3 separate regions of the Homo sapiens genome follow, and all the other regions are linked to region 2. Evidence: chromatin loops called from intact Hi-C (ENCODE). Cell type or tissue: endothelial cell of umbilical vein. All regions are shown on one strand. Links, peaks and the distances in the headings refer to the core of each region. The heading gives the core; the rest is flanking DNA. Region 1 overlaps SPATA6L (spermatogenesis associated 6 like). Region 2 overlaps SLC1A1 (solute carrier family 1 member 1). Region 3 has its middle 66 kb from the start of SLC1A1.

The links. A loop is a pair of places that touch in the nucleus more often than their neighbours do. Peaks named below come from ENCODE experiments on the same cell type or tissue, not always from the same donor. Only the 100,000 strongest peaks of a DNase experiment are listed, where the experiment ranks them.
Region 1: it touches region 2 in a loop (2.5-fold over the local background); 4 of 110 quality-filtered maps call a loop at or near these places.
Region 3: it touches region 2 in a loop (4-fold over the local background); 3 of 110 quality-filtered maps call a loop at or near these places.

What each region holds. Positions count from the first base shown.
Region 1 is chr9:4,634,429-4,645,600 of GRCh38, forward strand. It overlaps SPATA6L (spermatogenesis associated 6 like), which reads right to left. Exons shown (of 12, transcript NM_001353486.2): 4 at 847-971. Among named protein-coding and RNA genes, the nearest start is that of PLPP6, 22 kb to the right of the region's middle. In endothelial cell of umbilical vein, for the core only: a CTCF peak has its summit at 5,823 (motif pointing left); a DNase peak (open chromatin) is centred at 5,803.
Region 2 is chr9:4,553,284-4,558,283 of GRCh38, forward strand. All of the region lies in intron 2 of SLC1A1 (solute carrier family 1 member 1), which reads left to right. Among named protein-coding and RNA genes, the nearest start is that of SLC1A1, 65 kb to the left of the region's middle. In endothelial cell of umbilical vein, for the core only: no CTCF peak of the experiment used is centred there; DNase peaks (open chromatin) are centred at 898 and 2,148; H3K27ac peaks cover 1,824 bases.
Region 3 is chr9:4,419,289-4,430,460 of GRCh38, forward strand. It overlaps a transcript of GLIS3 not described here. Among named protein-coding and RNA genes, the nearest start is that of SLC1A1, 66 kb to the right of the region's middle. RefSeq lists a silencer at 5,661-5,955. In endothelial cell of umbilical vein, for the core only: no CTCF peak of the experiment used is centred there; DNase peaks (open chromatin) are centred at 5,813 and 6,143; H3K27ac peaks cover 1,507 bases.

The sequences.
Region 1 (11,172 bases), core at 3,198-8,197, 84 kb after region 2:
CCTTTAATGAATGCTTGCTGTTTGATGTATTAGAAGCTCTGTCATGATAAGCTTCATAGAAACAGAGGTCCTGACTGTTATATTAAATATATTCTGCACAGTACTCTCAACAAAGTAGAAACAATAACAAATTATATTAATTGAAATTCATGGGGCAATACGAGAAACGCTGAGTATCAAAATATTTTTTATAATTCTCAAAAGTGTGGCCTTTTAAATGGAGATCATTCAAGTGATGGAAAAGTCAAGAAAATCGTCAGGGTTGCTGTGGGAATAGAAATCGTCAAAGACAACATCAAAATGAGTATCCTGAATTTGGGTTCAGATAATGCCCCCCAAAGAATTAAATTATCAACGGAATATCTGCTACATCCTTCAAGATCCTTCAGTAATATCAATTTGCGAGCCTCTGTCAGTTTCCTCTTTGTTAAATGGAGACCATATCTGCCTTGGCTAACTTGAGAATTGTTGGGAGAAAAATATCTTACGTAAAAAATTGAAAGCGCAAAATAAAGATAACTACTGTCGCTACTCTATTTAGTCATAATAGCTATAACTAAACAAACAAATCTTACTGTTAATCTGCAACAAAAGGAGGCTTTTATAACTATGTGACAATGTAAATATGGCAATGATTTCAGCCTGATTAGATAAAACTTCCACCTCTCAGATCAATACTGGAAATCAGTATAATTTGGTACCTTGAGTTGGGCATCAAAACAGAGCTACTAAACAGAACAGCAGGGGTACTAACCAAGATAAAGATCAAACCCTGTCAGGAATAAAACGTTCAGGTCCCAAGAGTTTCTCTCCTAATAGAAGCCCAGATGAGCATGAATCACTTACTGGAAAACCCAGAGCCGTCTTCATGAGCACCTCCCTACACCTCCTAGGGTGCGAAGGTGTCAGCTTGGGCTCTGGGAAAAGAAAATCTCGTGTGTTTTCTTCGTAGTAGGCCAACTCATCCCACACTAGAAAGAAAATAGAAAAAGCATAAATATCTGTATTTACACCTCCAGGCTTAACAAAATAAAAGTTCAGGCAGATGATGGCAGAGATGGCACTCAGGTAAAAATAGACATATTGATCCTAGCACATGTTATTCAAGAGGAGACTAATTTCTACTACTTTTTATCTCGTGGATAATTTTTTAAAGCCTTCCAAAGTCATAACAGAGAAAAAAAGACTAAAGAGATGTTCTACAAAATAGAACAAAAAGGAAAAACTATCTTTCCATATATCCATCCAATTTTTCCTGCAACAAATTTTTACTAATGATAAACCTTAACCCAGGCACTGAGGATAGAACAGGAACAAGGTGGACATAGCATTGTTCACACAACTTTACAGTTTAGACTGGGGTTCAATGTGTTCTGTGATGCATGGATGCCAAGGGCCCAGATGACAGCTACAGCTGTGATTCTCAGCAGGGGTACCAACCCCGAGGACATTTTGGACATTTGTGGAAATATTTCAGGGGCAGTAGCCAGAGGTGTGAGGGAGTTCTGCAGTGCTCAAGACACTCATGCACATCACACTATCTCCCCCATCCCCAGTGACTTTCTAATATTCTGCAAACATTCTTGCAGGCTAAAAACTATTTTATAATTGTCTGAGCCTAGAACTTAACTAACTATGTAACTGAAAATAATTATATAACTATGTTGCATGTAAACACAAAGCCTTTTTTTTTTGCATAATTTGGAAATACACTGAATTTTTCCAAGTACCGTGTAAATCAAGGAACAATTGTATTTTGTTTTGTTTGGATCTTTAACCAGACCTGTTTGATATTTTGGAAATCATGTCCCATCTAAATGCTTCATTATGCTTGATACTTACATATTAACATATACATTTTATTATAAACCACTTTCATTTTTCCTTTATATTACAATCAGAATATTATATTAATTTTTTACAGTGACTTGTATAAGTTGATTATATTAACTACAAATATTTTCAGTATCATAAAAGGGATACTACAAAATACTCATTACCAAAAGATCTTGGGTCTAATGGGATGAACAATTACTGAGCCGAAGGACAGAAAGCTACCATCTGAATCACCTTTGACCACACAGCAGGTGCCACACAAGTGATCTGGACTGAGAGTGGTCCCCGCACAGAGGACCATCAAAAAAGTAACTATAGCCAATGAGGCAGTTTTGCTATTTAGTGGCTGCCACTTTACTTATGAGAAGAATTCTGATGAGGGTTGCTTTGTTTTCAGTACATCAACTGTAGAACATAATTGACCTTACATCAAATAATATGATGTATTAAATTCTTCCTCCTACTAACTCCATTTAATATTAATGTTTCAGTTCTACCGAGGAAAGAATCAAAGTGCAAAAAGAAATTATTCTATATTTTTCATCATAAATAGCATTTCTTCCCACTCGTGTGCTCCCAGCCACGCTCCAGCCACAATGGATTGATGTTCCCTCCTCAGCAATGTACTTCCACCATGCATGCTCTCCTGCATTACTGCCATGGCTGTAGTTGATCTCCCTGCCTCCATTCTCCTGCACTCAAATCCATTGTCCGCACGCTGCAACGTTTTAAATACATCAGACTGCCTTTCTCCTGCTTAAAACCTTCCAATGGGCTTCCCATCGCATTAGAATAAAATCTAAGCACCCTACCCTAGATTTCAAGACTCTATATAATCAGGCTTCTAATAATCTCTCCTAATTCATTTATTGCCACTCTCCCCCTTGATCATCGTTCCCTGTCATCCCTTACCCTTCTTGCTGTCCCTCAAACACGCCAAGCTCTCCTCCACATAACGGTTTTGCCTTATTGTTCTTCCTCCCTCTAAGGTTCCCTCTCTGGGTCTCTGCATGGCTGGCTCCTTCCTACTGAATAACAGGCTTGGTTTAAATGTCATCTTATCAGAAGGTGGCAACCCAACCTAACAGAGCACTCCTTCCCAGACACTCCCCATCACAATACCCTATTTTACTTTCAACGTAAGATTTACCACTAATTGATATTTTTGTTCATGTATTTATTCGTGATCTGCTTCCATCAAGGCTCCATGAAAACAGTGACTTTGTCTTTTCTGTACATTATTCTACTGCTGGCAGGGCTGTCCCTAGAAAGGTGTGAACTCAGAGCAGTTCAATCAATACAGGGCCCAGCCAAGACAATCACACCTGAAAAGGGGCCTCACTGTCAGCATCTTCAACAAGCCCCCTGAAATATCACTAACGGTAGACATTTTAAAATTGAACTTCAATGATGTTCTGAGATGAGTGGTGAAGTGCAGCATCCTGGATGCTGCCCCCAAACCTGTAGAACAACACTTGGGACATAATGGGGACCTGACAAATGCTTCTTAAATGAATGAACATGAGGACTAAAGTAAGATAACTTGCTTAAGTTCCAGCTTACGTTAGCCACTCAATAAGCATTAGCTACCCTCTTGGAGACTCAGTTTCCACACTGTTAAAAAAAGGAGAGAGACTAAATGTTCTCTGAAAGCTTTTCCAACTCTTACCCTTCATTCATTTTCCAATAATTTATTTTCATTCATACATTCAAAAAACACTTCATTCATTGAGAACCTCCTATGTAGTAAGACTTATAGACACTGGATTTACACTAGTGAAGAAGATAAATATAATCAATGCCCTCCAGGAGCTTACAGTCTAAGAGTATTAAACAATTATACAAATAAAGGTATAATTAAAAATTAATTTCCATAAGAGTAAATTACTAGGAATAAAGAGATAGAGAGGCTAGGAAGACAGGAGGGAAGATGGGTGTAATTATTATTATTATTATTATTTTTTGAGACGGAGTCTCGCTCTTATTGCCCAGACTGGAGTGCAGTGGCACAGTTTTGGCTCACTGCTACCTCTGCCTCCTGGGTTCAAGTGATTCTCTTGCCTCAGCCTCCCAAGCAGCTGGGACTAGAGGCACCCCGCCACCAAGCCTGGCTAATTTTTGTACTTTTAGTAGACACGGGGTTTCACCACGTTGGCCAGGCTGCTCTGAAACTCCTGACCTCAGGTGGTCCGCCTGCCTCAGCCTCCCGAAGTGCTGGGATTACAGGTGTGAGCCACCACGCCCAGCCAATGGGTGTAATTGTAACATCAATTATCTGCTTCATTTACTAGTCTCATCCTGGCCTTCTTCAACCATGCTCCTCTGACAATGCTCCCTGTGATGGGTATAATCCTCCCACCCTTGTTGGCCAAAAACAGACTCTGCCTCCATCCAGAAACTCTGAAGTACAACCTGCAAATGGAAAGTGATGTGTCAATTTCCCCAGCTATCACTAGCAACAAAACCCAACTTTCTCCTGAAGCTTATAGTGTTAAGAACTCTTTTCTTTTCTTTTCTTTTCTTTTCTTTTTTTTTTTTGAGATGGAGTCTCGCCCTGTCACCCAGGCTGGAGTGCAATGGCGTAGTCTCAGCTAACTGCAACCTCCGCCTCCCGGGTTCAAGCGATTCTCCTGCCTCAGCCTCCCGAGTAACTGGGACTACAGACGCGCACCACAAATTCAAGTTCTAGGGTCAGGCAGGGTTGGGTTCAAATCCCTGCTCCACCACTTACCAACTATGTGATCTGGGGCAAATCATGTAAACTACTTAACTTCAGTCTCCTCTTCAAGAAAATGTAAAAACTGTCATTGCACCTGCCCTTTAAGACTACTGTAAAGACGAATGACAAAGCCATGTAGAATGCACAGCATAGCACCTGACATTGCCTACCATTACCACGATTGCTCCCTGACACCAGCCCAGCAGCGGCCCCAGAACTGCTTTGGTTTCTGTAAACATCATTATGTTCCTACTGGGAACAAACACCTAGATGCATGATATGATGTTCTACACAGGAGGCCTTTCCTTTTTCCTCTTTCCTTTCATATGCTTTTGGCTACTTCTTGTCCCTGCATCTAAAGGATAGCTGCTACATTATTATTCCTGTGTTTATCAAGAATTTAGATAAAAGTAAGAGGCTGGAAAATTGAAAGGGAGCTCATACCCTATCTTCAGAATCACAGGAATAAAAATAGACTGAAACAGGGTTAGACAAATAAATAGAAGGCTATGAAGCTTCTCAAGACAGTCTCTCTGGTGTGGTCATTTTCTAGAAATCCAAACTGCCACCAAGTGTGAAAACGTCAGCACACTAAGAGGATGGTACAGCAAGAGCCTAGGTTAGAAATAATAAACATATTCACAGGCTGAACAAGTCTTATAGGTCAAGGGAAGTATCTGAAAGAACTCAATGTTCTTCTTAAGAGCTAATTACACAGACAGTGACATCATCAATGGCATCAACGAACTTCTCCCCCAAAAAGGAAACAAATGAGACTTTAAGAGAAATAACAATTTTAATAACAACATTGGCTGAAGGAATATCCAACATTTTTAGAGCATGTCAGAATTGACAGCGCGCTTCCAGATGCAGGATCACATTTGATTCCCTCTTTACAGATAAGGAAACTGAGGCTCTGAGAGTTTGACCTGTCATGATGCCACACGGCTAGTGATACCACATGGCAAAGAAGGAATTCAAAACCAAATAATCTGAGGCAAAAGTTCTTTCCTTGCTAATGCCTATAAAAGTATAAAAGCATTGCTATGAAAGTATAAAATATTGCTATAAAAGCACTGCTATAAAAGTATAAAATTAAGCCCTGTTAAGTGAATGGGTGCCCACTAGAATAGGCTTTTACAGTTGGACTGAATATACCTGACTTACCCAAAGCGAAGGTATTTATCTCAGAGGTTAATAAAAAGAAAGCATCAAGCTCACTGTGGAACAGGATCACGCTGCCCCCCTGTGTCCATTCCTTTTTTCCCACCTTTGTAAACTGAAGAACAGGAAGGGTCTTTATTTCTTGGCAGCAAAGATCACTAGACTTCTTCATTCTTTAGCAGTAAAGCTATATGCACATCTGGATATTATTACTTGTATTATTAATTTACTTGTACCATTAACTTAATGATCATAACATGTCTTTTGAGTATAAGTGTGTTTGAAAGCAATGAGAAAAAATATCAAGCAATAAATACAGCTAAATGAAAAGGTAACAATTCAGCCAATAGAGAAATTGGTCCCTGAGAACCCAAATATGGCCCATGTGACCCCACAGTGCAGTCCACAGGAAACTTTAAGAAAAAAAAAAAATTTTTGCTAGTATCAAGGATCAGCAGATCATGAGGGCTCACTGCCACTACTACGTGCCCGGAGCCACCAGCATCACACTAGGAAGACTGGCACAGTGTAGATCATGTGCAAAGTATGCCTGTAAAAACATACCTTGAACAAATTAATGGATCAAACTGTACTACATCTGAAGCTAAGTAAAATCAATTGTTATTTTGAGCAATTCAAATTTAATTCCACTAAAATTATAATCTGAAATTGAGAGATTGTAAATTAAAAAAACAAGTATAACACAGTTCCCATTGTGCATCTTATTAATTTTTGAGTTATAACCAGTATTTATGCACTCAGCTAGAATATTCTGCAATCATTCTTTTCAAACAACTATTCTTGCAACCTTTTCACAGATGGGCTTCTTGTCACATGAAAAACATATAGCACTCCAAGACATATTAAGTTTTAACAAGCAAGTTGCAGAATATATATAGTCAACATATATATAGGTGTGTGTGTATATATGTTGAAAATACATATTCTGCAACTGACTTTTTAAAATGCAGTATATCTTGGACTGTCATATGTCTTTCAAGAGACCAGAAAACCAACATTTAGTATATTCAACAACCATAAAATATATACACACGTAACTATATATACTAAATACTAAATATATTCGTGTTTATATATACTGTATTTAATATATAGTCATCCCTAAGTATCCACAGGAGGTTGGTTTCAGGAACCCTTGCAGATATGAAAATATCCATGAATGCTCAAGTCCCTGATATAAAATGGTGTAGTTGCGGTGAGTTGGTCGAAGGTAAAAAGAGCATAATAATAAAACATTAAAAATAAGAAATAAAATGGTGTAATATTTGCATATAACCTATGCACATCCTCCTGTATACTTCAGATCATCTCTAGATTACTTATAATACCTAACATAATGTAAATGTTATCTAATAGTTGTTATGCTGTATTGTTAAGGGACTAATGACAAGAAAAAGTCTGTACATGTTCAGTACAGACACAACCATCATAGGCCTAACTACATTTTCGAGTAATGGTTAGCCAAATTCATGGATGTGGAACTTGACAATCAGAAGGTCCAACTATATATAGGGTATGCGCGTGCATGTGTGGTTATTTTACGGTTGGCTGAATGTACTAAATGCATTTTAGAAGGTTTAAAAAGACACACATCAAATTGTTTTGTTCTGTTTTGTTTTGTTGAGACAGGGTCTCACTCTGTTGCCCAAGCTGGAGTGCAGTGGCAAGATCACAGCTCACTGCAGCCTCAACCTCTTTGGCTCAGGTGACCTCCCCAGCCTCCCAAGTAGCTGGGACTACAGGCATGCACCAGCACACATAGCTAATTTTTTTATTTTCAGTAGAGATGAGGTTTCACCATGTTTCCCGGGCTGTACCTGAACTCCTGTGCTCAAGCAATCCACCCACCTTTGCCTCTCAAAGTGCTGGGATTACAGGCGCAAGCCACCATACCTGGCCCACATCAAATTGTTAATGGTAATTATCTGTCAGGGATTGTTGAATGGGCTTTTGACATTTTCTTTTACATACTTTCGTGTTAAATTTTTTATAGTGAGATTACTTAGGTATTGAGTAACTTTTTTAAAATCCATGTAAAATTAAATAAGACCAAAGTGGGCATGCTTCTACTTCCTCAGCATACTAAAATATAATGTGCCAGCAGTGATATATGTTTGAACATAAAATTGGGTCAAATAAGAATAAAAAACTTATGGAAAAAAACTCAATGCCCTGATTTCAGCCTGTCACTTTTAGGCTGAAAAACATTCAGTGAGAATTTCTGAAAAGTAGTCAGGAGGCACCTGCTCAGTTCCGTCTACCTATGAAGGTAATGACATCTCCAAAAGCACCTATTCTTAAATTCACAGAGTGGGGTTCTTTTCTGTCTCCAGCGGCAGCCTTTGCCAAAGAACCAAGAAGCAGAAGAAAGAACTACAGACTCCTGGGTTCACTGCACTTCACTTGGGCCCTTGACCTGCTCCAGTGATATCCACAGCAGGCAGGACTATGATCCCTATCAAAAGCCTCCTCAGTCCTCTTTGCTTTAGTTGAGACATTTGCTAGTCTCATCTTCCTTCTCCCATGCTCTCTTAAGAAAAAGAAAAGCACACACCATAAAACATCAAAATAACACAACAAAACAGGGAAAATATAACTGTTTTAAGCATAACTGATTGAAAACATTGTTAAAAATAAGAATTTATAACAAAATCAACATTTATATCCAGACATCACTCCATAAGTAATCAAAGGACAGTGACAGTCACTTTATACAGAAGGAAAGAAAGAAAACAAATCATAATATGGGAAAATGAAAATTTTTAAGAAGTTTTAAATTTAAGGTTGTCACAGTCACATCTAAAAGGGAGATAGATCATAAAATAGGATAAAATATATTTTTATCTATTTATTTATTTAGATGGAGTCTGGCTCTGTGGCCCAGGCTGGAGTGCAGTGGTGCAATCTTAGCTCATTGCAACCTCTGCCTCCCGGGTTCAAGCAGTTCTCCTGTCTCAGCCTCCCAAGTAGCTCGGATTACAGGCACCTGACATCATTCCCAGCTAATTTTTGTATTTTTAGTAGAAACAGGGTTTCACTATGTTGGCCAGGTTGGTCTCAAACTCCTGACCTCATGATCCGCCCACCTTGGCCTCCCCAAGTGCTGGGATTATAAGCGTGAGCCATGACATACTTTGCAAACACAACAAATCCAATTGACAGTATCCAGCATTAACTAGGATATGGGGAAGGGGCATGCCATGCACTCCTGGATGCAGTAGAAGTATTGGAACCTTATTGGGGATCAGTTTACCCCAGTTTAAAAGGCATGGTTCAATCTAGTAATTCTATTATTTGTAAATATACCAAGAGAGAAATATTTTTATAAAAATGTGGAAAAAAAGAAAATCTAAATGCTCAACAATATTAATTTATGGATAACACCACCACTATGGAAAAATACACAGCTATTGAAAATGACAAGTAAACTACAGGTAATAATGTAAAGTAAGAAAAGTAAAACCCAAAATACTATGGAAATACTATTTATAGACCTATAAAAAACACATATGTAAATTAATAAAATTCTTTATAGCTATCAAAATAATGATGTAGGCCGGGGGCAGTGGCTCACGTCTGTAACCCCAGCACTCTGGGAGGCCGAAGCAGGCAGATCACCTGAGGTCAGGAGTTCGACACCAGCCTGGCCAACTTGGTGAAACCCTGACTCTACAAAAAATACACAAAAATTAGCTGGACGCATTGGCAGGTGCCCATAATTCCAGCTATTCAGGAGGCTGAGGCAGGAGAATCACTTGAACACGGGAGGTGGATGTTACAGTGAGCTGAGCTTGCATCACTGCACTCCAGCCTGGGCAACAGAGCTAGATTCTGTCTCAAAAAAATCAATTTGAAAAAAAAAGATGTAGATTTATGCATTTAGAAATGACAACATAGGCAAGGCATGGTGGCTCATGCCTATAAACCCAGCACTTTGGGTGGCCAAGGTGGGAGAATCACTTGCATCCAGGAGTTTGAGACCAGCCTAGGCAACATAGTAAGATGCCATCTCTGCAAAAAAAAAAAAAAAAAAAAAAAAAAAAAAAAAAAATGTAGCTGGGCATGGTGCATGCCTGTAGTTCCAGCTACTGGGAGGCTGAGGCAGGAGAACTGCTCAAGCCCAGGAGGTCATACCACTGCATTCAGTCTGAGTGACAGAGTGAGATCTTGTCTCAAAAAATATATATAAAAAATAAAATTAAATTTAAAAAATTTAAACAACAATATAATGGTGACATACAAGGGGGAAAGCTAATAACAGAAAAAAAACTATGCTATGTAAAAATTCCATATCTATGTGTTCTTCTATCTACAGAGAAATATCAAGAAATATGTTCATCAAAATATAAATAAAGATTCTCTCAGGATTACGTGATGTGGGAATGCTTTTTACAAGTAAAAATTATGAAGCTGTTTTCATTTTGAGAAAGAAAAAAAGCAGAAATGCGTAATAGCAGAGATCAGAGGAGAATTTTCTGAGTTTTCAGTATTCTCTCTCTCTCTCTCTCTCTCTCTCTCACACACACACACACACACACACACACACACACACACACTTCTATGCCAACAACCCTAAAATCACCAGATAGCTATACTGAAAGGCTATTTATGAGAATTGGTGCCACTGGGTGGCAGGTCCTAACCTCTCTCACCAGCTCAGGTCTTATGTCACTCAAGACACACTGCATAGCAAAAGTACCACAGAACAGCTTCCTCCTAGAATCTCATGATTCTAGCACAGGGGTCACAGACTTTCTGTAAAGGGTCAGACTACTAAATGTTTTAGGCTTTGTAGGCCATCTGTTCAAATTTACTCACCTCTGTCATTGTTCTGCAAAAGTGGCTATAAACACTACTTAAACAAATGAGTATGGCTATGTTCAAAAAAGACCTGTATTTATGAATAACGAAATTTGAATTTCATATAATTTTCACATCACTAAATATTCATTTCAAAAATTATTTCCAACCATTTAAAAATGTAAAAACCAAAAATAGTTTGGCAGTTCCTCACAAAGTTAAACAGTTACCATATACCCCATTCCCAGGTATACACACAGAAGAACTAAAAGCAAATATACAACAATTTGTACATTAATATTCAAAACAGCATTATTTATAACATCCAAAAAGTAGAAATGTCTTAGTCTATTTTCTGTTGCTTATAACAGAATACCTGAAACTGGGTAATTTATTTTTAAAAAGCTATTTATTTCTTACAGTTATGGAGGCTGAGAAGTCCATGGTTGAGGGGCTGTGTCTGGTGAGGGCCTTCTTGCTGGTGGGGACTCTGCTTAGTAGCCAGGTGACACAGGGAATCACATAGTGAGGGTGCTGAGCATGCTAGCTCAGGTCTCTCATCCTCCTCTTATAAAGCCAACAGTCTGACTCCCACGATAACCCATCAGTACATTAATCCATGAATAGATTAA
Region 2 (5,000 bases), core at 1-5,000:
ATACCACCGTGTTCCATAGTAATGAAAAAAATGTTAAAACAGCTCCTGGACTGCTGAAACCAGGACACAGCCCACCGCTTCTTTTTTTTTTTTTTTTTTTTTGACAGAGTCTCACTGTGTTGCCCAGGCTGGAGTGCAGTGGTGCGATCTCAGCTCACTTGCAACCTCCACCTCCTGGGTTCAAGCGATTCTCCTGCCTCAGCCTCCCAAGTAGCTGGGACTATAGGTGTGTGCCACCACCACCGGCTAATTTTTGTATTTTTAGTAGAGATGAGGTTACACCATGTTGGCCAGGCTGGTCTTGAACTCCTGACCTCAAGTGATCCACTTGCCTCAGCCTCCCAAAGTGCTGGGATTACAGGCATGAACCACTGCACCTGGAGAGCCCACTGCTTCTTGATGCATGTTTTGAACTTCAAATGTGGACCAGCTGACAGAGGCTTCAAGGGGACCTTTAGCTGATTCTGCTCAAGGACCAGTTTATTTTGTTAACATCACCAAATAGCCTAGAGTGGTGATATTACCTATTTTAAGAGAGTTCTTCATGTCTCTAAGAAAAGTAGATGTCATAGGTGATGCATGCACAGAAAGATTTTGCATGCTCCTCTTTGCCTCTTCCTTTCCCTTTGAACATCCAGGGAGTACTAATCAAGGCTGCAGAGATTTCCCTATGCCCTGGATTAACAAAGTAAGATCATATCCTGCCTTGTTTTCTCTGGGGAATAAAAGAAACATTTTGGAATTTAAAAATCATGAACCTGTTTATTTAATCCTCATAGCAGCCCTATGAAGTCATCAAGTAGGTGGGACCTTAACTCCATCTTTAGAGATAAGGAAACAGGAGGTTGAAGACAGATTAAGCCACTTTTTCAAGATCACACAGATCATAAGGGCAGCAGCTGGAACTGGCAAGTTTTGTTCTGGCAACACTCTGCTGCCAAGGGGCCAGAGCCTGGGAGAGGGATCCAGGGCAGTCAGCCATACTTAAATACCTGTTAGTCATTCAATCAGCATGTTTACTGAGCATCTCCTATGTGCTGGGCACTGAGTATACATTCGTGAACAAGCAGATAGCTAGGTCTCCTGCCTTCATGGAGCTTAAAACCTAGCAAGAAAGAGATATAAAATAATGAACCAATGATAAAAATTGTTGAGATATGATATGCACAGGATGCCAAGCAAGGAAATCAGGACACCCTGGTTTAGGGTGGATAATCAGGGAAGGATTCTGAGGAAAGGACTTAAAAGCCAAATGAAGAGTGAGGAAGAGCACTCCAGGCAGAGGGAAGAGCCTGTGCAAAGGCCTTGGGGTGGGAAGGAGCTTGGTCTGTTCCAGAAGAGGCTGGAGGAGGGGATGAGACAGGAAGATGGCACAAAGAGGGGCTGGAGAGGCAGGCAGGTGCCTCCCCTGCAAGGCCTGTTGGCCAAGGTAAGGATTTTTTCTTTTTATCTTCAGTGCCATTGAAGGGTTATCCTGATGTATAAAATCACCTGATTTATGTTTTTAAAGGATCTCTTTAGTGACCGTGTAATGAAGGAATGAATGAGGGAGGGAATGAATGAATCAGTTAATGCTTGTTGAATACCTTCCATCTGCTCAGTGATGCACATCATCTTTATCATTTATTCAGTAATCATGCAGGCTATTTACTAAGAACACACTGTGTTCTGGGCACTGTACTAGGCCTGTTATAGACATTATTTCTAATCCTCACAACAGCTACGCAAGCTGAGGTTGTTCACTTTGTTCCTCACAATTAACCTAAAGGCGATAGAGGCATTTCAGATCCTCCAATTTATAGATGGAGAAGCTGAGTCTGGGAGGAGGCTGGGATTTGAGCCCAGTCTGTCCCACCAAAGCCCATGCCTTCTCTCTGCACAGGTGGCCTCTCTGCCGGTGACAGAGACAGGAGTCATCCACATGGCGAGTTTTAACTCCTATGCAACAATGAGTTTCTTGGATGTGGTGTCCACTTATAATGGCATAACACCACCAAATGTCAGACCTAAAAGAACTTCCAATAAGGGGTTGAATTTTGATACCTTAACAGCAATGTGGAGAGATTGTCACGAAAGCTTTGTTCTCAGTGGGTGGTTGCTTAATCAGAGAGCTCTAGGAGGAGTCTTTTGCCCTCAGATGTTTATTTTTAAAACATGCTATTGTTTAGCCAGGCAACTGCTTCCTTTGGAGTGTTTTTGTAAAAAGTTCAGATGATTACTGCTTTGGCTGGGAGCCAACACCCTTGCTCATCAGAGCCTTCTCCTGAGGTGAAAAAAGCAAATAAATGCCTTTACCTAAAATAAAGAGCTAGCAGGTGCCCCTGACTTCCAAGGACAACCGGGGATTTTATCCCTGTTTCTAGGCCACAGCCGAGCCTCAAAACTGTCCCAGGTTCTAATGGATAACCCTGGGTTCACAGGGAACTGGAATCGTGCTCTTCTTTTTCTGCCCAATTCAGGTGCCACCTGTTCCATCAAGCCTCTCCTGCTCATCTCAATCTGGTGACAGTTCAGGCTCCTCTGAAAGCCCACAGTAACTGGTCTCCGCACCAGGGCTTCACAAAACATCTAGTTTTTAAACTGGATGGAGCAAATCCAGTTGTTAAAATTTCTGATCTGTTACAGATCAATAACCTTCGTAAACTATAGTTAGAGCAAATTACTAGAAAAGTTATATTAAAAATAGACATACAAAATACTAGCCCTATTTTTTTTTTTTTTTGAGATGGAGTTTCACTCCTGTTGCCCAGGCTGAAGTGCAGTGGCATGATATCGGCTCACTGCAACCTCCACCTCCCAGGTTCAAGAGATTCTCCTGCCTCAGCCTCCTGAGTAGCTGGGATTGCAGGTGCACACCATCACACCCAGCAAATTTGTGTGTGTGTGTGGTTTTGTTTTTGTTTTTTTGTTTTTTTAAGTAGAGATGGGGTTTCACCATGTTGGCCAGGCTGGTCTCAAACTCCTGACCTCAGGTGATCCACCTGCCTGGGCCTCCCAAAGTGCTGGGATTACCGGCGTGAGCCACTACGCCCCGCCCCTATCTTTTATTATTACATTCAACAGAAATAAAGTTACTGTCCAATTACTATAAACATTTTAAATACTCACTGTTGATTTCTGTGCAGATGCCATCACACCTGCTTAGTTCATTCTCATTTATCACCCCCTATAGGACAGCTTTCAACTCCCAGGAGAAACGAGTTCTGATAGTGAACTGTAAAGAGAGGGGGTCCTTCAGACCTCGCCAGCCACCAAAGATGGCCTGAGAGCAAGAAACCCGGGGGTCCATTGAGAATAAAAACTCAGAACTAAAGGGCAAATGAGGTTTTACTTGTTTGGGACTAAGTTGGGCCTGATCTTCGACGTCAACGCCAGTTAAGAGTCTAATGCCTGGATTCTCATTCTCACAGTCAACATTCATTGCGCTAGACCACAAGTTCTCACCAAGACAATATCGTCCCCAAGGCAGCAAAAGCTGTTTTTATTTGGTGGTGGTGAGTTGGGGGAGAAAATCTTACTCTTTTTATGTAAAAAAACACATGTATCATTTACTATATAACCAGATATACAGTTTGCGGTTTTAGAATTTCAGAGGGGTGGTGATTAGGAAAACGGCTTTGGGGGGTGGTTTTGCACAACAACAACAACAATAAAACAAGGTTGAAAAAGACTGAGATGTTACATGTGTTCCCCTGTGGAGTCTTTTATGGCTGAAAAGTGTTCTCGTTGGCTGCCCTGGGAACCAAACTAAACCACCATGTATAAGCGGTTTCTAAGGGGACTACCTGCTGAGGTCCAAGTTTCGGACCCAGAAATGGATCTTTGAAATGGGGTCATTTGTAAGCAGACGATTACTTGCAAAAATGCAGCTCTTTCTGTCATGTGGAAAGCTTCAAGTACAAACATTCGTAGAGCACCTTATTTAAGGCACTGGGGGCCCAGTGAAGAATAAGCTTCAGGCCTTACAGCCATATGATCAGTGCAGTGATGGAACTACGTGCCAGGAGATTTGCGCGTAGCATCTTCCTTTCCCCTGCCCATGCTTGCAAGGCAAAGAGCTTTTCCTGAATTTGATAATGGAGTTAAGCTATAGTTTGTTCATTCGACATTGTCGAGCACCCACTAAATGCTAAACACTGGTAGGGTCTAGAGAGATTGGGCTGTCCAATATGATAGCCATTAGCCACGTGTGGCTACTTAAATTGAGATTAATTAAAACTGGCCAGGTGTGGTGGCTCACACCAATAATCCTAGCAATTTGGGAGGCCGAGGTGGGAGGATCGCTGGAGCTCAGGAGTTCAAGACCAGCCTGGGCAACATAGTGAGACCTCATCTCTACAATTAAAAAAAAAAATTAAAATAGATTAATTAAAATGAAAACTCAGTTTGTCAGTCACACTAGCCACTTTCCAAGTGCTTGCTAGCCATATGCACTTTGTGGCTACTGCAGGGGACAGCACAAAAACAGAACGTTTCTATCATCAGGAAGCTCTACTGGGCAGCGCTAGTCTAGAATTTTGTAGCACATGGATAGAGCCAATATGGAATAGTGGTTAAGAATATGGCCTTTGAGGTAAAATGTAGATTGAGATCCCAGCTCTACCACTCACCTTACCAGCTTTATGATCGTATGGTACTTAGCCTTTCTGAGCTATAGTTTTGTCCTCTGTAAAATGGGGGTAATAATGCCCGCCTCCTTGGGTTGTAATGAGAATTAAAGATGATGCATTAACATGCAGTCAATATAGTGTTTATTGTCATCATTATTATTTGTATTATGATTATCATCCTCATCATTATTGACATTACTCGCAGATGGGGTGTTTACAACCATCCAGACAGATATTTTATGGTCATTAAGTTCTGTAATGTTCCTATTTATAGAGGTTTTCAAAGATTAGGCTGTTTCCCTGTATCTGTTCTCTCCCTCTATGGTGGTCACCACCCTTATCCCCAACAATGCATTATAAATCATCCAACAGCCTGGACTTGGGGGCCAG
Region 3 (11,172 bases), core at 3,231-8,230, 130 kb before region 2:
TTCTTGCATTGCTACAAAGAAATACCTGAGACTGGGTAACTTAAAAAGAAAAGAGGTTTAATTGGCTCACCGTTCTGCAGGCTGTACAGGAAGCATAATTCCGGCATCTGCTCAGTTTCTGGGGAGGCCTCAGGAAACCTACCACGAAGGCGGAAGGCAAAGTGGGAGGAGCAAGAGAGAGGGAAGGGAGGTGCTACATACTTTAAAACAACCAGCTCTGGCCAGGTGCGGTGGCTCATGCTTGTAATCCCAGCATTTGAGGAGGCCGAGGCGGGTGGATCACTTGAGGTCAGGAGTTCAAGCCAATATTGTGAAACCCCATCTCTACTAAAAATACAAAAATTAGCCGGGCGTGGTGGTCCACGCCTGTAGTCCCAGCTACTTGGGAGGCTGAGGCAGGAGAATCGCTTGAACCCAGGAGGCAGAAGTTGCAGTGAGCCGAGATCACGCCACTGCACTCCAGCCTGGGAGACAGAATGAGGCTCTGTCTCAAAAACAAACAAACAAACAAACAAAAACAAAAAACAACCAGATCTCATGAGAACTCACTCACTATCTCAATGACATTACCAAGGGAGAAATCTGCCCCCATGATCAAATCATCTCCCACCAGGCCTCACCTACCACATTGGGGATTATTATAATTGAACATGAGATTTGAGCAGGGACACAGAATTAAACCGTATTACCCAGGTTGAGCACCGTCTACAGGGATCTGAACAGAAATACACTGAGAGTAGTTATGGGGAATTTAGAGCAATGTCCTGAAGCCTGGCTGTTGAAGGCTATCAGCTGTGGTGCTCACTCCTGGAGAGGGGTCCAGGCATGTGTGGTTCAAAAAAACAAAATCACTCCCAGGTAATTCTAATGGGCAACCAAAATTGAAAACCACAGATTCTCAAAGAATCACTGAAGAGGGGGCCACATGGAGAGGAAGATGCAATTTGAGAATCAAGTCCACTGAGTGCCACATTTGCAGAATAGGCCAGGAGTTTTAAGGAGTTTAAAAAGAGGGGACATCATTTTCTTCCATCACTGAAGCCATATTCTATTACCTTGAGTATCTTATCTGAGACCATGTATATCCCACTAACCTAACGAGAAGAAGGATAATTAGATGATTATCTAGCTAGACAAGCATCTTGAACCTCAAACCATTACTCGTAAGGTGCTGTGATCCAAGGAAAGTATAATTAGTCACCACTTAGTATCACGTTAAGCAAGCCAATAAACTCGGGGGTAAGGCAGGTGGGGAATACCAGAGCATGTTTACCATTTGATCTGCTTGTTTTCTCTCCCTAATGTTTAATCCTTCTGATTACGTCAGGGAGAAAGACTCCACTAGGTGCTCATCTGGTTGAACAGCCGCTGATCTCTTTTGAACAAGAAGCATGGGGCCCCAGTGTACTAGTCCATTTTTGCATTGTTACAAAGAAATACCTGAGACTGGGTAAATTACAAAGAAAAGAGGTGATATTACATAGGTTGAGTATATAACATAGAAAGATGGATTGCACCTTGCAATTACAATAAAACTAGTCCATGTATAACATCTAGTTATAATAGCCACCTGAAATTGTTATATATTTTCCCCAAGCTATTTATATCTCCCCCATTAAGAAATAGAGCCTTCATTTTTGTAGCACTTGCATGAATATTTATTTATTCTGGTCTTAGAAAGCATTCCAAAATTTTAAAAAAGTGTCTGCTACCAAAGTTGCACGTTCGCTTCTGCACTGCTGACATATTAAGAATTTTTCTGAGGCATTGAATAGTGAATTTGACATCTTCACCAGCACTGAGTTTCCCTTTAATTACTGTCAGTGACTGCTGACTTGTAAAGCACTGTGAAAGCAATAATCTACATAGCAGTGGTCTTTCCAGTTGATATTCATGAAAGGCTGAAATAATCTCTGTCATATGACAGGACCAGCTTACTAGTGAGCCTGCTATCCCACAGGACTCTCTCGTCCCACAGGACAGGAAAGGGGGTCCATCCAAGACAATTCACCAAGGGCAGGTGGTGAAGGCAAGCCTGGTTCCAACTGAAAGATGCTGTCAAGCAAAAGACATTGGCTAATAAAAGCTGCTGATGCTGCTATGAAAAAGGAAACCAAAGACAGCCCAAAGAGAAAGCTGGCTGGTCTGATGGAAGTCCCAATGCACTGATCCATCATACCTGATCAATTACAGGTGGTGTTTGTCTCTCTCAGGTTTAGCGGCGTTTCATCATTCAAATACTTATTCAGTGTTAGTTGTGGGTGAGGCACTCAATGGATTTCACCAGAATAAAAAGGACCTCACCCAAGATACAGTTGTCACTGGAACCGGCAGGGGAAGAGGGTGCTCTCATTTATTACTGCATAGCTCACTGCCTTGTCTGCAGAATTCACTCATTCATTCAGCAAACTTGTTCTGAGAATAGTGTTAGACACAGAAAAGTCCCTTCCTTTCTTCCATTCACAAATATGTAAAGAGTACCAACTATGTCCTAGGTGCTAGTGTTAAAATAGTGAACCAAACATAAGTGATATATTCTACTGCGGGAATTCTTAACCTAGGATTCAGGGATGCCCCCTAGAATGCATGGATCAGCTTCAGGGAGTCATTAAACATGAGTAGGAAAACAATCAGATGTTTATTTTCAGTCATCTCTAACTGAAATTTAGCATTTTACTCAATTGTGAATGCAGGCAACAAACCACAGCAGTAAAAAAGGTCCTGTGCCTCTGTCACCAATAGAAACCACAGACATGTTCATATCAAGTTACAGTGTTTGCAGATTTCTCAAAAAGTCAATTGTGTCCATCACCGCTCAAGAATTATGGTAGGTTTAAATCTTCCACCAGATTTTGTGTTAATGAAAAAGCACATATGTAACCATATCATAAATTTGTATTTCAACACTTTGATGATTGTATTTCAGTATAATTGGTCTTCTTCATAATCCTATGTGTTTTATTTTATGCATTGTTCTGAGAAAGAGTCCATAGGCCTCATCAGATAACAAAGCAAACCTTGGCACAAAATGATTATGAATCCTTGTCCTAGTAAGACAGACAGGCCTTAAATAAATAATCTTACAAATACATACTTACAGACAGTGCTAAGATCTCTAAAGAAAAAGTCCATGTATGTGAGATGATAAAAAGAAGACATGGTTTCCCCAGGATTTGGGGTTAGTGGGCTACCCCCAGGAGTCTAGTGGGATCCACCTGGATTCTGTTTCCCCTGGAAAATATCACATTCTGCTGCAGTCAACCAGTCCATAAAAAATATCAGTTACATATCTCTCCTGTGCTAGGTCCTATATGAGCACTGGGGACACAACATCTCTGCCTGCCAGTCTACCGGGGGAAGTCAGAGCAAACCACACATGAGGAAATACAAATCTCAGATAAGCTCAGTTAGAGATCAGAGCCCTGAAGAAAGTGAAGCAGGTTAATGAGATAAAGTGTGAAAGTCAGGGAGTGCTGGGGGCGGGGCAGCCCAGGGAAGGTCTCTTGCAGAGGTGATATTTGCACTGAGACCTAGAGGAAGAGATTTGGGGGATACATTTAAGACACAAGGCAAAGACCCTGAGATAGAAAAAGTAAACCCTCAGTTCCTTTGAACCCCAGGACCCAGACTTCTTAAACAGTGGTCATTGTTGCCTTGCTATGCCCTGTTTTTGGAGAAAGAAGCACATCACAGGAGTCAAAAGAGAAAATTAGGTGTGTTCTAAGGGTCAGGTGGACAGAAGGGGTCAGAAGCAGCAGTGGGGACATGGATCGAGTGCCTGAGTATATGCCTCCATAGGTGGGGTCCCCTGAAAAAGGTCAGGGGACCCTCCCTACCTCTGGGCAACTCCGATCATTTCCCAGCCCAGTTCATCACCATCTGCCTTTTAAACAACAAGTGCCGATTATCAGAGAACCTCCTCAGGTCTGGAGAGGATCCACAAATATTTGTCATCTGACGTCACAGACCCCAAGACCCCTAATTTTCAGGGAGCTGAAGCTGAAACTAAACTCCACCACACGGAAGGGCGGCTATTTCCCTCTGAGTTGCATCTTAGTCTTAGCTCCCAAGGCCTCCTGGTGGGCACAAGAGTTCTACTCAACCCATCTTTTCCCAGCTGGATCCAGAGAAAGCTACTCATTCCCCCAACTTCCCACACCCCTCCCCCAGACCTTTAGAAAAACCACTCTCTTTCCCAATGAAAAATGACACCAAAGCTCCTATCTGGCAGCAGCCTACAGGACATCACTTATACCTTATTAAAACCCACAAAAACCCTCTCTAGCAGCTATTAAACAAGCTCGTATAAGGGATTTATTTTTGAAAAACCAATAATTTCTAGAGGATATCACAAGGTCACAGAACGTTCAGCCCAATGCCCTATAATAAATATTGGCTAAGTTATTGCACAAATGCCATAAGGGGTACATGGAATCATTTTTATTAAAAATGAGCCAACTGCTTCTATCAGGCTATCTTTCCTGGTATTTCTAGACCTTCGGCTACCTTATTCTTGTTCATAACATTCACACAAACACATACTTATAATGTCAGAAGAAAATCAGTGAATATTTTGCATCTCTTATAAAACATTGCTAAACTTTAATCTGTAGTGAGGTGGGAAATGTGAGCTGATGACCAAACAATGACCCTAATCCACCACAAAATAGTGCAAACTTAAAGAAAATATAAATTCCATCTATCACACTTAACTTGAATGAGGTCAGGAAAAAGAATTGGTAAATGTTAGAAATATTCCCTAAAATCAATTGAAGCAAAGGGATTTTGACAGAAAGTTCAATTACAAGAAAACTCCCAATATCCTTGAATTTCCAGTGAACCATCAGTGTAAAAGTTTTTCTTTTTTAAGTGATATTTCAAAAGAAGCCTATGAGGTAGCAGGAAGAACTTTGGACTTAAAATCAGTTGATGTAGGTTCCAGAGCTAGCTCTGCCCCTGATTTTCTTCATGACCCCAACCTGTTTTCACTGTGTATTTTTAAGTCTCTATGGGCGTCTGTTTCCCTATCTGTGAAATTATGCAGTTAGAAGGAACACCTTTTAAGCCCTCTTGAAGCTGTAAACCACTATGAATCTCTGCCTCTTTAATTAGAATAGGCCTGTAAGTACCAGGCAACAGATTCTAGCCTAGATTCCTAACAGGAGTATGACCCGAGAAAATAATCTTTAAAGGTCTAACGTGGTCTCTTAGAGAATACTTGATTATTGCAACATTCACTGGGAAACTGTAGCAGATAGTGGATTTGCTTTTGTTTTTGTTTGTTTGTTTGTTTTTGACAGAATTTCGCTCTGTCATCCAGGCTGGAGTGCAGAGGCATGATCACACCTCACTACAGCCTCAAACTCCTGGGTTCAAGGGATCCTCCCGCCTCAGCCTCCTGAGTAGCTGTGACTACAGGCACTTGCCCTCATGCCTGGCTAATGTTTTTTATTTTATTCATTGTAGAGACGGGATTTTGCCATGTTGCCCAGGCTGGTCTTAAACTTCTGGGCTCAAGTGATCTTCCTTTCAAAGCACTAGGATTAAAGGTGTGAGCCACTGTGCCCAGCCCATTTTTTTTTTTTTAATTAGAGATTTTCTGATGAAAAGAATACACTGGGCATTATATTTGTGGCCAACGTGTTCTGGACAGTGAAATGTAAACAGGCTGAAACTTGAGGCTTCTGGGGAAGTGTCCTTAAAAGGAAGGGAGCTCCCGTATTCCCCTCTTCTTCCTTCCTCTGTGCTGGCATATGAACACAATGACTGGAAGCTGAGGAGTCATCCTGGATCATGAAGCAGCCCCCGAAGTTTAGAAGAAAAACAAGCCAGAAGGAGCCTGGGTCCCTGCTCATCTGGAATCAGTTGCCAAAACAGCCCTTATTGCCCAACTCCAGATCTGATTTACATGAGAGCGATATAAATTTTTATCATGTTTAAGGCACTGCTGTCCTGAGTTTTCTGTCACATGCAGAGAGTCTTAATCCTAAGTAATATACACAAGACTGTTTCCCTTTATCAAAGATATCATTATGCAAAATATGCCACTAATGACCAAACCAGCCTCTACCACAGCTATTTCCATGAATCAAAGGATTTGCCTGGAGACCCTGTTTTCATCTCTGGCATATCTGCCTTCCTGCCCTCAGTCACCTCAGCTGGTATTGGGAATGGCAGGGCCTGCCAGGCAAGTGTTGAAATGATGTGACAAAGAGAAGGAAATGAAGGATTTTCTCATAGGCTTTGCCCACAGATTGCCTCATTCTCAAGACTGCTTCCTTGCTGAGTGACTCCAGTGGGTTGGGTTTGCAATGCAATGGGTAGAGATCCTTCCAGACAGCTGTCATCTGCCTGGAAACTTCAGCTTCCTAATACTCTTGTAAACCTCCTGGGACAGAAGCTCCAGTTCCTGCTGACACCTCACATGAGATGTGCCTTTACCTAGTACCACCTGCTCGGGACTGCCCAGCAGGGTAGCCTGCAATCCCAGGGCAAAGGTGAACACCAAGCAGGCCTCCACTGATGCACAGCGGTGGTATTTCCCTGGGAAGTTTTACTTGTGAATCTGGAACTTAAACTCTCAGTTCTGACTTTTGCACAACATTGGTTCCAGTTCCTCAGTCCCAGGAAGGCCCCAGAAAGATGGGTGCTGACTCTGTGCTCAGAACAGTGGTTTGCAAAGGGTATTTGATCAAGTACCCTTAGAGAAACTGAGGCATCTTATGAACAATCTTCCTCGACAAAAAACACATACGTTCATGCAATGCAAAACTTGGCCCACAATTTCCTGAGGTGCCAAGCGCCCTGACACCCATCCATGAGTCCAGAGCCCCCAGGTTAAGAAGCCTTGCCTTTGAACTCCAGAAAAGATTTTAAAACCTCCAAAGTCATCTGATTTCCTCCTTGGGATAAATGCCCCACTACTGCTCCCAAACAGAGAGTAGGCTGAGTCGATTTTAGAAGCTTCAGTTGTTCATAGGATTTACTGTTTTTATGACCAACAGTGAGAGAAATGTCACTTGTCTCTTCCCCACCTCCTGCTCCAAAGGTCTTCATCTGAAACTTAAGTCCCAACCAACTCTTCTTTCCTCCTTTATCTCACATTCAGCCACGTTGAACTGTTTATTTTCAGTTTCCCAAACATGCAGTGGTGCCTTCTTCTGCCCTCTGTCTCTGCTCAGGCAATTTCCTACTCCTAGGACACCTCTTTGCCCATCACTATTTGTCAGAATATTACTCATTCTTTAAGACTGTGTAAAAACAGATTTCTCTATAGAGCTTTTCCTGAGCCTTCCTTTGTGCACACAGCCTGAGCTTGAACATCTGTTCCAGAACATATCACCATCCATCATGGATTATTTGGGCAACCATATAGCAAAATATTTGAACCTTTGAGGTCTGAAACTAGAATGATTGGGTTTCAGTCCTGGCTCCATCTCTTTCTTGCTGTGTGACCTTGTGGATGTTTAACTTTTCTGTGCTTCAGTTCCGTCATTGGTAAAATGGAGACAATAATAGCTCCCACTTCACAGAGTTGTGTAAGGATCAAATGACCTGATCCAAGTAAAAGTCTTAGCACAGTCCCTGGCACACTGAAAGCATCTGATAAGGAATTATTACTTTGACTTCAGTTACTTATACACTTTTGCCCACACCCATTACAGTTAAACTGTAGAGTGGATGAGGACAGAGAGTAGAGCCCATGTCTTAGTCACCATTTTGTATCTGATAGAACCTAGCAAACAAATTTTGCACATAGTAAATAATCAGTGTATGATATGTGAATGAAAGTGAATTATCCATAAAAGTTTTATCTAAGAACTTCAGACAGTAGTGTTGCCATCTATATTTTATGCATGGGTGAGAGGCGATGGAACAGTAAGTTGGATGCTCCATTGAGAATACAAATCATTCTGGGGTTTGGAAAAACCATCCTGATTGCAATTCTGTGTCCCAATCACAGAATTTTTATATCATCGTGAAGCATATGCCAAGAACTCCCCTCTTCTCCACTTATAATTGTTTCCATTTCAATTCAATGACACAGACATTTATTTAGCAACTATTAGATGCCAGACACTGTGGTAAGGGGTGGGAATCAGAGATGTCCTTCTGAAGGTCTTGCAAAGCAACTTCCATCTGACATCAAACTTCAAGTTCAGCACCCAGGATGTATACACACTCTTATATTCCTTGAGCCTGAAGCCCAGTCCCAGATAACAACTGGTCTGCAGGATTTCCCTGCCATGTGACAAGAGATGCATACTTACGTCAAATGGCAGAAAAGTGGCTGGGCGCAGTGGCTCACACCTGTAATCCCAGCATTTTGGGAGGCTGAGGCAGGGGGATCACTTGAGGCCAGGAGTTTGAGACCAACCAGGTCAACATGGTGAAACCCTGTCTCTACTAAAAGTACAAAAAGTAGCCAGGTGTGGTGGTGTGCACCTGCAATCCCAGCTACTCAGAAGGCTGAGGCACAAGAATCGCTTGAATCCAGGAGGCGGAGGTTGCAGTGAGCCAAGATTGTGCCACTGCACTCCAGCCTAGGTGATGGAGCAAGACTCCATTAAAAAAAAAGAAGAAGAACAATTAGAAAATAATTATACTAATATGTGTAGAAAATTTACTAGACTGCTTCTGACCACCCAGACCACTGAGTTGACATAAACAGGCCCCTTACTACACAGAAATCCTGAACAAAATATAGAAAAAATATTTTCCACATAACCAAGTTCAATCAGAAAAAAAGAAATTTCCAGTGCCGGGAATAGCATGAAATCAAGTCAGAGGAATAAACATGAGCTGATAACAGGAGGAGGCCATGGGAGTTTCAGGTGGCAATATGGACCCCTTAGGGAAAGGGAGCTACATTTCTCATGCCTACCAAAAATAATAATAATAATAATAAGGCCAGGTGTGGTGGATCATGCCTGTAATCCCAGCCCTTTGGGAGGTTGAGGCGGGCGGATCACTTGAGGCCAGGAGTTCAAGACCAGCCTGGCCAACATGGCAAAACTCCATGTCTACTAAAAATACAAAAATTAGCCAGGCTTGGTGGCATGCACCTGTAGTCCCAGATACTTGGGAGGCTGAGGCACAAAAATTGCTTGAACCTGGGAGGCAGAGGTTACAGTGAGCCAACATTGTACCACTGTACTGTACTCCAGCCTGGGTGACAGAGTGAGACTCTGTCTCAAAAAAAAAAAAAAAAAAAAAAAATTCAGGCCTAAAGAAGGGAAAGAATGAAATTGAGCTATCTGCATAAACAAGCTATTATGTGTGGTTTCAGAGGGCTAAAAAAACATTCACCAATGAAAATCAAACTACGATCTTATACTACCCACAAGTCTGGGGCCTTAATTTATAAAACCTTCATGGTGTGGAACCTTAAACTGATAATTTAACATAGTATATAGGGTCATTCAAAGCCCTAGGAATCCCGCAAAAGCCAAAGCAAGATATTTCTATAGAGACATTGAGAGACCATCTCCTCTTGGTTGTTGCAAAGGCACTTTTAGCTAAAAGGGAAATCATTCCTGCCTACCAAGCCTGTTCATCTGCCAATGCACCCTACTCACAAATGGCACCACTTCCCATTAAGGCACATGAGTTGTCCCTGACACCCCCATACCAATTCATCACTAAGGCTAATTAATTTTACTTTCTAAATATCTGCCCACTCTGTCCATTTCCAAAACCTCATCCTAGTTCAAACCACTATCATCTCTCACCAGTCTCCTAACTGGTCTACCCTGCATCCACTCTATCAGGTGGTACCATATAAAATTGCTATCTTGTAAGTCAAAACCAGCCTGGAAGTGGCAGTTCCATAGCATTCAACCTAATATTTCCTCCCATCTGATGTCCTCACTCCAGATAGAGTTACCTTTTCATGAAGGAAATTTTATCATGTTGCACCTACCCCTCGCTGAAATCTTCTGTGGCTTTCCCGCTATTCTTAAGATGATAAAGTTCCTGAACATCACCTGCAATGCCATTTGGCCCCTACCTCCCTCTCTCCAGCCTCATGCCCCCAACTCTCCCTTATTCCCCCTTCTCTTGACCCACCGGATTTCTTCTAGTGCCTTGTGTTTTCTATGTTTTCTCTTCCCACAGAGCCTTTGCACATGTGGCTCTCACTGCCTAGAATATTATTTTCACTCCTCTTCAACTGAACAATTTCTTCTTACCTTCAGATCTCAACTTAGCAATGCTCTCCACAAGAGCCTTGTCTGACCCCCTGGCCTTGTTAAGAATCTTGTCACATGTTCTCTTAATGCTAAGGTGATCCACTTCATAGTGCTTGACCCCATGACAATTTTACATCTATGTGTATGACTATTTGATTAGTTCTGCGTCCCCCAGTAGCACTGCAAGGTTCATGAGGATAGAGACTGAGTCTGTTTTCACCAAACATTGAATCCCCAGCTCTGTGTCAGACACAGAGTAAGTGCTCAACGTAATTTAAAATTATGGAATGGAGAAGTGACGAAACTGTATGCAGGTGACCAAGGTGGAGACTGATGCAGTGGCCCTACAGGAGAAGATGAGAGCCTGAAACTAAAGCGGGTTTTTCATGCATTACCTTGGATAACCTTCTAAACACTCCATCTTTTGTTTTAGGCATTTTATAAAAAAGGAAACTAGAGACATCAAATAACTTGTGTTCAGGGTCACATAATGGTAGATCTAAGATGCCAATCCAGGTTATCAGAATCCGAAATCTGTCCTCTTTCTATTAAACAAACAAACAAACAAACAAACAAAAACTTTGAGGCAAGCAGAGGAGACAACAAGGAGCCCGGGAATGAGATCCAGGAACTCTGATGCCTACAGATGTCAGAAAAGTAATGTAAAAACCAGCAGGCCCGGGCTAAGATAAGAGAGGGCATTGGAAACCACACCAAGCTAGAAGGTGCATGCATGCCTGTCTAATTCTAGCTCCAACTTATCATTAATGCATGAGAATATGGGTCCAGTATTTTTAGATCATCCTATGTTTTTTAGAGAAGTTCAAAGCTGCATTTTTGTGTGAAATCATTCTGATTTTGAAACACTATATGGGTCACACATAACATATCTGCAGGAGGAATGTGATACCATTTTGCAGCTCCCCGTCTAGACAAATAGGAGATCAGCAGAGAAGCTGCACTGTTGCCAGTAGTCACCTAT